3 separate regions of the Homo sapiens genome follow, and all the other regions are linked to region 2. The links are chromatin contacts, found by Hi-C or POLR2A ChIA-PET in ENCODE. All regions are on one chromosome and are shown on one strand. The core of a region is the stretch at or near the end of the contact, and the rest is flanking DNA. Distances in the headings are between cores, read along the strand shown. Region 1 overlaps MIR34AHG (MIR34A host gene). Region 2 holds the start of NMNAT1 (nicotinamide nucleotide adenylyltransferase 1). Region 3 overlaps PEX14 (peroxisomal biogenesis factor 14).

Region 1 (3,516 bases), core at 44-2,543, 780 kb before region 2:
CCAGGCTCCATAAGAAATCTGCTTTCAGAATCAAAGACCTGAAAATTAGAAATGCTTTTCTAATGCCGAGGCCAAATTTCCTCCACACAAAACACCACAAATCCCTCTCCAAACAATTCGCGATTGCCCCCCAATCTCAATGGCCTTTTTCTCGGGTTGTAAATGTTCCCTAAAGTTGTCAGTGAATTAAACCAGAAAAAAAAAGAAAGAAAGAAAAAAAAAAAAGAAAGAAAAGGGTGGGTTACCTGCTCTGTGGGCCAAAGAAGGACCTTGGATTGATCGGATGTCAGCTCTGGTCCTGCAGCTTCCCCAGCCTGGCTCCACCTGTCTGACCTGTTGGGCTCGCTGCCGCCTCTGGGCCTGGCACAGCCGCAGGGAGCGGGGCTCGCTGCCAGCACCCAGGCCCCTCCATAGGTGTGCATTCACCTGCCAAGAGGTGCAGGCGCACAAGTGCCCTCCCCTCTCTGCTCCCACCATGTGACCTGCCCCCCAGCCGGACAGGCACTGGAGCATCTCCCTCGGTGTCACTGGAATTTCAAACCTGAAGCTGGCAGAGAGAAAGAAGAAAGGGAAGAAGAAGAGGGGAGGGGGACAGAGGAAAAATCCTGGCCCCCACAACTAACCAACAGTCCTTCCGTGATGTCGTGGAGGTCAGGCCAGGTGGGGCCAGCAGCCCCGTCACGGTGATCGTCAGGGTCAAATTCCAGGGCTGCTCTTTCCCCCTGGGTGGCTATTTTGGGAAAGCAGCTTTTCTCCAGCAGTGGACAGACTAGCTACTATGGACGCTGGAATCCAGAAGACTCAGAGCTCTGCCAGGGCCCAGCACAGGTAAAGGCACGGAGGACAGCCCTGGGAGCAAAGAGACAGTTTGCCCTCAGGTGCCCCTGAACTCCGCTCTGAGCACACACAATCCCACGGGTCCCTCCTGTCCCTACCCTTCAATAAGGATCACCCAGCACTTGGGGTCCTATCTGGCTTGGAAGAGGACGTGGGGCTTGAGGTATTACCCAAGGTGTTGAGGGGGTACAGCTGGAGGGGCAGGTGGCATCAGGTCTAGCGGCAAGGCCACTATTTTCCTGCCCTCCAGGACTGAGAGCCCTTAGCAGCCAGATTTGGCTTCTCTTCCCTTTCACTCCCTGGCCCCTGATGCCCGTCAAGCTCAAGTCGATACTGAACAACTGAGTACACAGCACAGCCTGGGTGTGAGGTCAGACTCTGTGCCTGGGATTGGGGCGGGTCAGGCATCTGACTCTGAGTTTCAACCACTGCTCAAGTTCAATCATGTGCTTCTAAGCTGCCAATCAAGCCAAACCTCTGGGAGTCACTGAAGAATAGAAACCGCAAGGCCAAGAGGAGGGTTGTGGTGCCCTGTGGTCTTGATAACTTGGGTTTTGAATGCAGGGTGGATGTTAAGATATAAAGCCCTTCCTAGGAAACCAGAAGACATCCTCCTAAGGAGGCAACAAAGCAGGGCAAGGCCCAGGAGAGGACCTGTGATGGAATTCAGACAGAGCCCAACCTCCCAGGGTACAGCCTTGTTCACGGGGCGCGGGAGGAGAAGGCTAACTGCTGCTGAGTGTGGCCAGGCAGGTCTTCAGCTACTGACATCAGGGCTGTGTCCACCCCTCAGAGCAGCACTGAGCTTGAAAGTGAAGCCCTGGCCGAGCGCGGTCGCTCACGCCTGTAATCCCAGCACTTTGGGAGGCCGAGGAGGGCAGATCACCTGAGGTGAGGAGTTCAAGACTGGCCTGACCAACATGGAGAAACCCCGTCTCTACTTAAAAAAAAAAAAAAAAAAAAAAACAAAAAAGTGAGGCTCTCTCTCAAAGCCAGCCCTTGCTCTGCTGCCCCAAGAGGGTCCTGCAAACACACGGGCCTTGTCCAAGGGGCCTGATGTGCAGGAGAGGGGCAGGGCCCAGGGCAGTGACCCCGAAGGGCTCCATCCTCGGACCTGACTCCTCCTTGCTCATAAACAACCAGGCCTTTGCCTTCCTCCCACACCAGTCCCCGGGTCAAAGGCCTTAAGAAAATCCCCGGTGCACTAGCCAACTCAGACCGCCCTGGCCCTTAGATCATCCGCTAGTCACTGGGCTGAGACCCAAAGGAGAGGGAAATATTTGGCGATTTCAGGGAACTGAACAGCAAAGGTGTTCACAATCAGACCACCAGCAGGAGTGCGGCACGCCCCTTAAACACTCTAAGGAAGTATTTACCAAGGCTGCTAAAAAAGAAGTTGAGGATTTCTGCCTCTGATTTAGTAGAAAATAATCTTTGAAATTTACATACAAAGTCCCATGATAAGTCATTTGGGATCCCCCAGAGGAGGAAGGCTGCTTGCGGTTAGACTGGGTGAGTCAACGAAACAAACAAATGGGCCCGATGAGGTCAGCTTTTTGGAAAAGGAACAAAGAAAACTGCACCCAAATGAGAGGCAGCTTACAATGGTGAAGCAGTGGTCACAGAAAATCCATTTCCAAAGCCTCTAATCCAGCAGTTTGGGGGATGATTTTGTCACCCAGGGGACATTTGGCAATATCTAAAGACATTTTTGGGGCCGGGTGTGGTGGCTCATGCCTGTAATCCCAGCACTTTGGGAGGCCGAGGCGGGCAGATCACTTGAGGTCAGGAGTTCGAGACCAGCCTGGCCAACATGACAAGACCCTATCTCCACTAAAAATGCAAAACTTAACTGGGCATGGTGGCACACACCTGTAATCCCAACTACTTGGGAGGCTGAAGCAGGAGAATCACTTGAGACTGGGAGGTGGAGGTTGCAGTGAGCCAAGATCGCATCACTGCACTCCAGCCTGGGTGACAGAGCAAGACTCTGTCTCAAAAAAAAAAAGAAGAAAAAAACCCAGACGTTTTTGATTATCACAATTGAAGGGTAGGGAGTGCTCCTGGCTTCTAGTGGGTAGAAGCCAGGAATGCCGCTAAACATCCTACAGTGCACAGGGCAGCCCCCACCACAAAAAATCATCTGGCCCCAAATGTCTGTAGCACTGCCACTGAAAAACTGTTCTCATCCACCGAGAACTCTCTCTCTCTTCCTTGCAAGTCCTGGGCAAAAGGTTGTTTTTAGTAGCCCAGAGGGCCATGGTGGTGACAGCTCCTCCCTGGGTGATGCCAGGCTTCAGGGGGTCAGCATCTTTGGAGGGTCCTCTAGGCATAGACCCCAGCTTGGGCAAGCCACTTGGCTGCCCCTGCATGGGTGACCCTGCCTGACTGCCCCTGGCTGCAACAGCCCCTTGCCGAGGCTTCTAGACCCTCAGAACCTCCCCCCTGCTGCTCTGGCTCTCAAGGTCCCACAGTAAAGCCACAGGAATGAGAAGGAGCGATGACAGTTCTCATCATCCCGTCATCGTCACAGCAGACTGGTAGGTGCTTTACAGGTGACAATGAGCTTTCACATTCGTTGTCTCACCTGAATACATAAAAGCCTCACCCACTGTTAAAACAATCTGAGTTCTTGACCTGCCAGACCAGTGGAACATGCAGAGGCCACCTGTCCCCGAT
Region 2 (3,549 bases), core at 421-2,920:
TTCTTTATACACCAGCATCCAGCACAATCTTGGACAGACAAAAAGTGCCGAATAAACAACTGGTAGATGAATAATGAGAATTGATTGCTTCTTCTTTAGCATTCAAATCTTTTTTTTTAAAATTTTTTTTGAGACGGAGTCTCGCTCTGTCGTCCAGGATGGAGTGCAGTGGCGCGATCTCGGCTCACTGCAACCTCAGCCTCCTGGGTTCAAGCAATTCTCCTGCCTCAGCCTCTCCAGTAGCTGGGACTACAGGCATGCGTCACCACATCTGGCTAATTTTTGTATTTTTAGTAGAGATGGGGTTTCACCATGTTGTCCAGGCGAGTCTTGAACTCCTGACCTCTGGTGATCCACTTGCCTCAGTCTCCCAAAGTGATGGGATTACAGGCGTGAGTCACCGCGCCCAGCTCAAATCTTATTCTCTATTTAGCACTTATTTCTGCCTTTAATTATATATGATTTTATTATAATACGTTATCTCCTCTGACTAAACTCTGGAGAACAGAATATGAGTCTGATTCCTCTCTCAGCTTTCTCAGTACCTAATACAGAATAGAACGTCGATAATTTGGTCACGTATATAAAGGCTCAACATATTTTAAGGAGCTAAAGCTATTCTGAATACATTTCAGTAAAAATGGGTGCATTTTAAAAGCCTTAACCTGGTACTACATTAGTTGAGATTTATCCCCGAAAGATTAACTCGTTGGCACCACCTAGTAGTCACTAAATGTGGTGCACTTTTCACTTTTACGAAACTACAGAAACCGCTCTCAGACACTATATCTGGAGCGGAGGGTCCTCATTCATGCTCACCTGTCTCTTAGTACTCTGATCTCTGCACAGTGCCGACCGGTCTCAAATTGCACAAACCTCCAGTTCTTGACGTTCCGAGTGTCATAAACTTGAGGAAAATGAAATTATTCATCAGGACTACAAAAGGCTCAAAGTTCAAACCACCTCGGGGTGGAGATGCTGGAAAAAAGGAAACCATTAACAAGTAATTTTATTTGCTATATATAAACTTGCCCTAAGGCAGTCCAGATAACTTCCACTTGAGCAGCCTGAGACATCAAGGGCGGGGGCACTTTCCCCCTCGACTGCGCCTACCGCAGCCTTTCTGAGTTTCTTCCTAGCGAGGCCGAGAGGGTCTTTGAGGAAAATCCCGCATCCGGACACGCCTTGAGGGATGGCGTCAAACCCAGAGGCTTGGAAAAGGTAAGGGCGGAGAGCACGCCTCTTCCTTGAAAGTGAGGAGGGTTTGGCCCAGAACCAACAGGACTGGGTGAAGAATCAGCTCCGGCCACCGCAGCAAATCCCACCCCACGCGGGAACTTGAAGTCCGGCACGTAGGTCCCGCGGCGGCCGGGCTCCAACAGGCCCCAATTGCCACCAGAGGTAGCCGTAAACCCATGGTCCCCGAAACTCCTTCCGGGCCTACCTGACAAAAACTGGGACAACCTCCTTAGGCCCCCGGGATTCCCCCTGTGCCGCCTGACCGCCCGCCAGTCCCAGAGTTTAGGGCCAGGGGCCCCGCCTACCTGAGGGCACTGGCCTGGCGGACCGCGCCGGGGGAGCACTTCCGCTGGACGCACGCACTTCCGGCCCCCTGGAACCAATGAGAGTGCGACCGAGATGTTCCACTCGCTGGCGTCCGGGCCGCTGGTGATCTCCGGTAGCACTCGGGCCGGCGGACAGTGAGGGCGCGGTAAGCTCCCCGCAAGGAGCCCCTGAGAAACTGGTCGCTTTTTGTCCTAGATATAGGGGAGTCCAGGATGGTGTGGTGGAGTCTTTAGAGTCGAATATGACCCGAGGCAAGCTCATATTCAGGTTTGGGGCAAGGAGCTTTGATTGACCCTTAATTTTTTCAGTGGAACGGAAAACTTCGGTAAAATAGCTTCTGACCTTCGGAACAGATGGATTCACCTTGGAAAGGAAAAATCTCTTTCTAGAAGAGTCTTGAGGTCTGGCACCTTTAGGCTTAACGGGGGACGGCTGGGCGTCAGAGGAGGAAATCCTTCATTCCGAACGACTTCCCTTTCCTCCTAAATCCTTCTTTCCAAATCTGTAAAAGACTACATCTACTTTGCTGGAGGTGGTTTGACACTCATGCTCCTTGAGAAGGAGGTAATGAGCTGTAGGGCAGCTCTTAAAAAGTTACCCTTGGACGGGCGCGGTGGCTCACGCCTGTAATCCCAGCACTTTGGGAGGCCGAGGCAGGCGGATCACGAGGTCAGGAGTTCGAGACCAGCCTGGCCAACATAGTGAAACCCCGTCTCTACTAAAAATACAAAAAATTAGCTGGGCGTGGTGGTGGGCGCCTGTAATCTCAGCTACTCGGGAGGCTGAGGCAGGAGAATCGCTTGAATCCTGGAGGCGGAGGTTACAGTGAGCCGAGATCGCGCCATTGCACTCCAGCCGGGGCGACAGTTCGAGACTCCATCTCAAAAATAAAAATAAAAAAAAGTTACCCTTGGCTGTCGCGGTGTGACACCTGTAAACCCAGCACTTTGAGAGCCCGCGGTGGGAGGATCATTTGAGCCCAGGCTGGGCAACATAGCAAGACCCTCATAACAAAAAATTAAAAATAAAATTACCCAGAAACTGGTTGGAACTATTTAATGATGTTCTTAGTCCATCTTCCTGAAGTAGTCCACAGAACAACATCAGTGTTCATGGTAGAATTGTTTCATCAGGGCAGTTTTTTTTTAAGTAACAATGTCTTGTTAAAAAACAAGAGCTGTGTTGCCCAGGCTGGAGTGCAGTGGTGTGATCATAGCTCACTGCAGCCTTGAACTCCTGGGCTCAAGCGATCCTCTGGCCTTGGCCCCTCAAAGTGTTGTGGTGATTGGCACAAGCCACCGACAGGCCTGGAGTCTGAAGTTAGTTATATTTCAGCTACCCAGGATAAACTTCTAACTATGATTACCACAGAACTCTACCAAAACTAATTGTTTCACTTAGTTCTGTCTGATTATGGAATCTCTTTATTACCATCAGTTGTTTTTCAGAGTTACAATTTGAATATGAAACCATTTTTCTAGCCCACCTTAGAGAAGACTGTTGACACACTAGTTGAAATGGTTGCAATAGCCTCTACCTTGCAAGACACTTCAGATTCAAAGAATTTCCTTTGCAAAAGTCGGCCGGGTGCAGTGGCTCATGCCTGTAATCCCAGCACTTTGGGAGGCCAAGGCGGGCAGATCACTTAAGGTCAGGAATTCAAAACCAGCCCGGCCAACATGGTGAAACCCCATCTCTACTAAAAATACAAAAATTAACCAGGCGTGGTGGTCCATGCCTGTAATCTTAGCTACTCAGGAGGCTGAGGCATGAGAATCGCTTGAACTCAGGAGGTGAATGCTGCAGTGAGCCAAGATCACGACGCTGCACTGCAGCCTGGGTGACAGAGCAACTCCGTCTTAAAAAAACAAAACAAAACAAAACAAAAGAAGAAAAAAATAAAAGTACCTATTAATGCAATTATCTTTCAATTTTGATTCATAAATATGTGTGGAAGTGTCAATGTTTTGGGTAAAATGGAAT
Region 3 (3,403 bases), core at 621-3,120, 570 kb after region 2:
TTTTTGTAATTTTTTTTTGTTGTTAGTAGAGATGGGGTTTCACCATGTCAGCCAGGATGGTCTCAATCTCCTGACCTCATGATCCGCCTGCCTCGGCCTCCCAAAGTGTTGGGATTACAGGCGTGAGCCACCGCGCCCGGCAAAGGCATGCCTCTTAACCTCACCTCTCCAGCTCTCTGTTGTCTGAAAAATGGCAGTTAATAGAATTTGTTAATAAACAGAAGAAATAACGAGAAATAGTGGCACATCATTTGACAGTAAGGTGGTTTATAATTTCTGTTTATCAAATGATTCTCATTATTATTATTTCTATTGGATTTTTGAAGAATTCAGCCTGGTCCCCAGAGCCCCATTTGTAAGGCATTTTATTTCTTTATAATATCTAGAAATAACTTCAGTTCCAGTGAAATCCAGATCTGTGGTCCCATCCCACTCCCCAGCCCTGGTTCTCTCCCCTTCCTCTCTGCTTGTCTTCTGTGACCTCAGCGGGCTCCATCAGGTGGGGGTATCCCCTACTGACCAGACTGGCAGAGCTAATGCCGGCTGGAGGAACGCTGCCGTGTTTGTTTTTGCAGTTCCTGGATTTGGTTTAATGTACAATTGATTTTTTAAATGTATTTAATCATTTTTTTCTTACCTCTTAAGGATTAACCTGCACAAACCTCATTTTATCCTAAGTGTGGCTTTGGGAGGAAGGGAGGAGAAAATTGAGTTTCTCCAGCTTATTTTATTCTTTTACGCTTTATTTTCCAAATGGCTTTTCCTGCCGAAGCAGCTTTGTATAATACAATGTATTTTCGTGGCCATTACTTACTCATTACTAACTGGTCTCTCCTGCTTCCCTTTGTCTGTGAACTAAATACAGGGGGCCTCAAGATAATTGGTAGCTCCATCACTGACCCACCAATTATAGATCAGCAGGGAAGGCAGCCCAGGGATGGTTTGTGGTTGGCACAGGCTGCCCACCTAGAAATGTGAGTTATTCTCTACCTGCCACCAAGTTGGGCTTGACTAGATCGATCCTTTCCTAATTTTGGACTTTGGCATCTCTAATTGCATCACACGGCTCCCTGGTTTACAGGTTTCAGCCTCATTTCATCCCTACACGTGCTGCTGGTGTCTTTCTTAGTTCATGCCTCCTTGGCATGTCTACAAAGTATTAATTTGCAGAGGTTTTGTTTGTATTTTCCTTTGAGGTTCCCTGGTGCCTAGAATGGTTAGATGGCAGGCTGCAGATAAATAATTCTGTTGAAACAGCAGGTTTCTGTGCATTTTTGTCTGGTGTGTCCAAGTAAAGGCAAGTCTTTGTGGGCACCATATTAAGCCCCCTTTTTGAGCATTTATCTGATTTGTGTTCCAGCTTATCTACTTTGCTCTGGCATGGAGAAGGAAAAGTCCCATTTCCTGCTAGGCTGCCAGGCACTTATGTAAGACTTTTAGGTGCCAAAGTAGGAAAGGAGTCCCTGTGTTGTATGGCCGTATATATTTTGCATGTGTGTTTCCTGGCTGTTTGGCACCTAGGCACTTTGCTAAGCCCTGTATGGGTTGGGCATATACCGTATTGCTCAGCTCCTGGCAGAAAATAGGCACTCATACATATTTGTGGAATGAGTGAGTGTGTGTGCTCACTTATGTGCGATGGAGATGATGAGCCAAGGAGTTGGATTGCACAGTTGCTGCCTGGCGTCCTGCTAGGAACTTAGGGTGCAACATTCCCACTGGGCCACACATATGCCGATGTTCAGTGGATGACTGCTACGCAAGCAACATAAAGAGGCCATTTTATGAAAGGGAACATCAGAGGAAACATTATAACTGAGACCTTTATAGCCTTTCCATTATTATGGTTTAAATCTTGACAGTCTTTATTTGCAATGACACTGGGACCAGTAAAGACAATGCTCACTCCCACCTCCTCGTTCTCCACATCCTGTTCCGTAGCTGTGGTGCACCGATAGGCATCGTTAAATGTGCAGGCAGCAGAGCTGCTGGTTTGTCTAGAAACAGCCCCTTTTGACTCAGAAGTTGGAACCCAGATGACTCACCATTCTATTTGTTTTATTGCAACTGTCATTTCATAAAATGCCCTGACAGCTTTAAACTGTAAATGCCAAAGTGAGGTTTTTGTCTTTTTTATTTTGTTATCTCCTGTTTTTTCTAATCTTTTATATTTCTATTTTCTCCTTTCTTTTCAGACTTATTTTCTCTTTCATTACTGTCTCTTTCTCTGTCCCTCCCTTCCTTCCTGCCTCCCCCCTTTGATGACTCTAATGGCATGAGTAGTTGAAGTGGTTTTTGCTAACATCATGGTGCGTTCTTTCCAGCTTTAATGCTATCTGATTGAGCGTGTCTCCCCTCAGATTTTTGTGTAGGGTTTAGAAATGGAAATGACCATGCACATCAGAGTTTAAATTTTCCTAGGAAAGTCTGCCATGAACTGTAGGACCTATAACTTCTAGAGATGGAGGGACCCCTGACATCTGTGGACTATGGACTCCTGACTTCTGTGGACTCTAGAATTTATGACTTCTGTGGATTGTGGGGCCTCTGACTTCCATAGACCGTGGGACTGTGACTTCTGTGGACCCAGGGACCTCTGAATTCCATGGACTGTGAGACCTCTGACTTCTGTGGCCTGTGAGATCTCTGACCTCTGTGGCCCGTGGGACCTCTGACTTCTGTGGTCTCTGGGACCTGTGACCTCTTTGACTTCCAAGTCTTCTGTGGACTGCAGGACCTCATCAACACGTGTATTGCCAGAAGAGAGGCTTGATTGTGTTAACCTGTTTCTCTCCAGAGGTGTCACATACTAGAATTTCTGCTCAGTCTTATGGCTTAGGTGGGGTGTTGAGTCTAAATATATATATTTTTTGAGACGGAGTCTTGCTCTGTCACCCAGGCTGGAGTGCAGTGGCATAATCTTGGCTCACTGCACGCTCCGCCTCCCGGGTTTACGCCATTCTCCTGCCTCAGCTTCCCGAATAACTGGGACTACAGGCGCCTGCCCCCACGCTCGGCTAATTTTGGTATTTTTAGTAGAGACAGGGTTTCACCATGTTAGCCAGGATGGTCTCGACCTCCTGACCTCGTGATCTGCCCTCCTCGGCCTCCCAAAGTGCTGAGATTACAGACGTGAGCCACCGTGCCTGGCCCAAGTCTAAATTTTTAAGGACTAGAGCTCTCAGACCAGGACTTTCTGGATCTTTTTTTCTGATACCCAACACTGTGGCACTTGACTAAGTCACCTGATTGATGACATGAGCATTGCTGGGTGTTGAAACACCTGGCCAGGGAAACAGAGACTTCTGTGGATTCATCCAAAGGATGGCAGACAGATTGTGGAATTTTAATGAAGGTGGGGTGGATCCCTGATGTTCGCCTGCTTTGAAGCATAGCAGAATCC

What was found. A loop is a pair of places that touch in the nucleus more often than their neighbours do. ChIA-PET counts read pairs that join two places held with the same protein, here RNA polymerase II (POLR2A). Pooled maps may share reads with other maps.
Region 1: a loop to region 2 is called in a pooled map, with 3 times the contacts of the local background. The contact joins the enhancer-like site here to the promoter of NMNAT1 in region 2. A Hi-C loop is called at or near these places in 1 of 50 pooled maps. POLR2A ChIA-PET finds 5 or more read pairs at or near these places in 2 of 52 experiments (GM12878 and HepG2).
Region 3: a loop to region 2 is called in a pooled map, with 2.9 times the contacts of the local background. The contact joins the enhancer-like site here to the promoter of NMNAT1 in region 2. A Hi-C loop is called at or near these places in 1 of 50 pooled maps. POLR2A ChIA-PET finds 5 or more read pairs at or near these places in 4 of 52 experiments (A673, B cell, CD8-positive, alpha-beta T cell and 1 more).

Annotation. Positions count from the first base shown.
Region 1 is chr1:9,161,762-9,165,277 of GRCh38, forward strand. All of the region lies in intron 1 of MIR34AHG (MIR34A host gene), which reads right to left. Among named protein-coding and RNA genes, the nearest start is that of MIR34A, 12 kb to the left of the region's middle. RefSeq lists silencers at 944-1,013, 1,164-1,233, 3,004-3,053 and an enhancer at 2,164-2,493. Within about 2 kb of position 1,294, at least 31 of the 41 ENCODE cell types and tissues checked have a DNase peak (open chromatin) inside an H3K27ac peak, as active enhancers do; they include GM12878, where a contact is called at or near this core.
Region 2 is chr1:9,941,805-9,945,353 of GRCh38, forward strand. NMNAT1 (nicotinamide nucleotide adenylyltransferase 1) reads left to right here and starts at 1,671. Exons shown (of 5, transcript NM_022787.4): 1 at 1,671-1,711. LZIC (leucine zipper and CTNNBIP1 domain containing) reads right to left here and starts at 1,587. Exons shown (of 8, transcript NM_032368.5): 1 at 1,445-1,587; 2 at 820-978. RefSeq lists enhancers at 616-1,186, 720-1,919, 1,187-1,756.
Region 3 is chr1:10,509,106-10,512,508 of GRCh38, forward strand. The region is part of intron 2 of PEX14 (peroxisomal biogenesis factor 14); the gene reads left to right. Among named protein-coding and RNA genes, the nearest start is that of PEX14, 36 kb to the left of the region's middle. RefSeq lists an enhancer at 1-251. Within about 2 kb of position 1,871, at least 19 of the 41 ENCODE cell types and tissues checked have a DNase peak (open chromatin) inside an H3K27ac peak, as active enhancers do; they include A673, B cell and CD8-positive, alpha-beta T cell, where a contact is called at or near this core.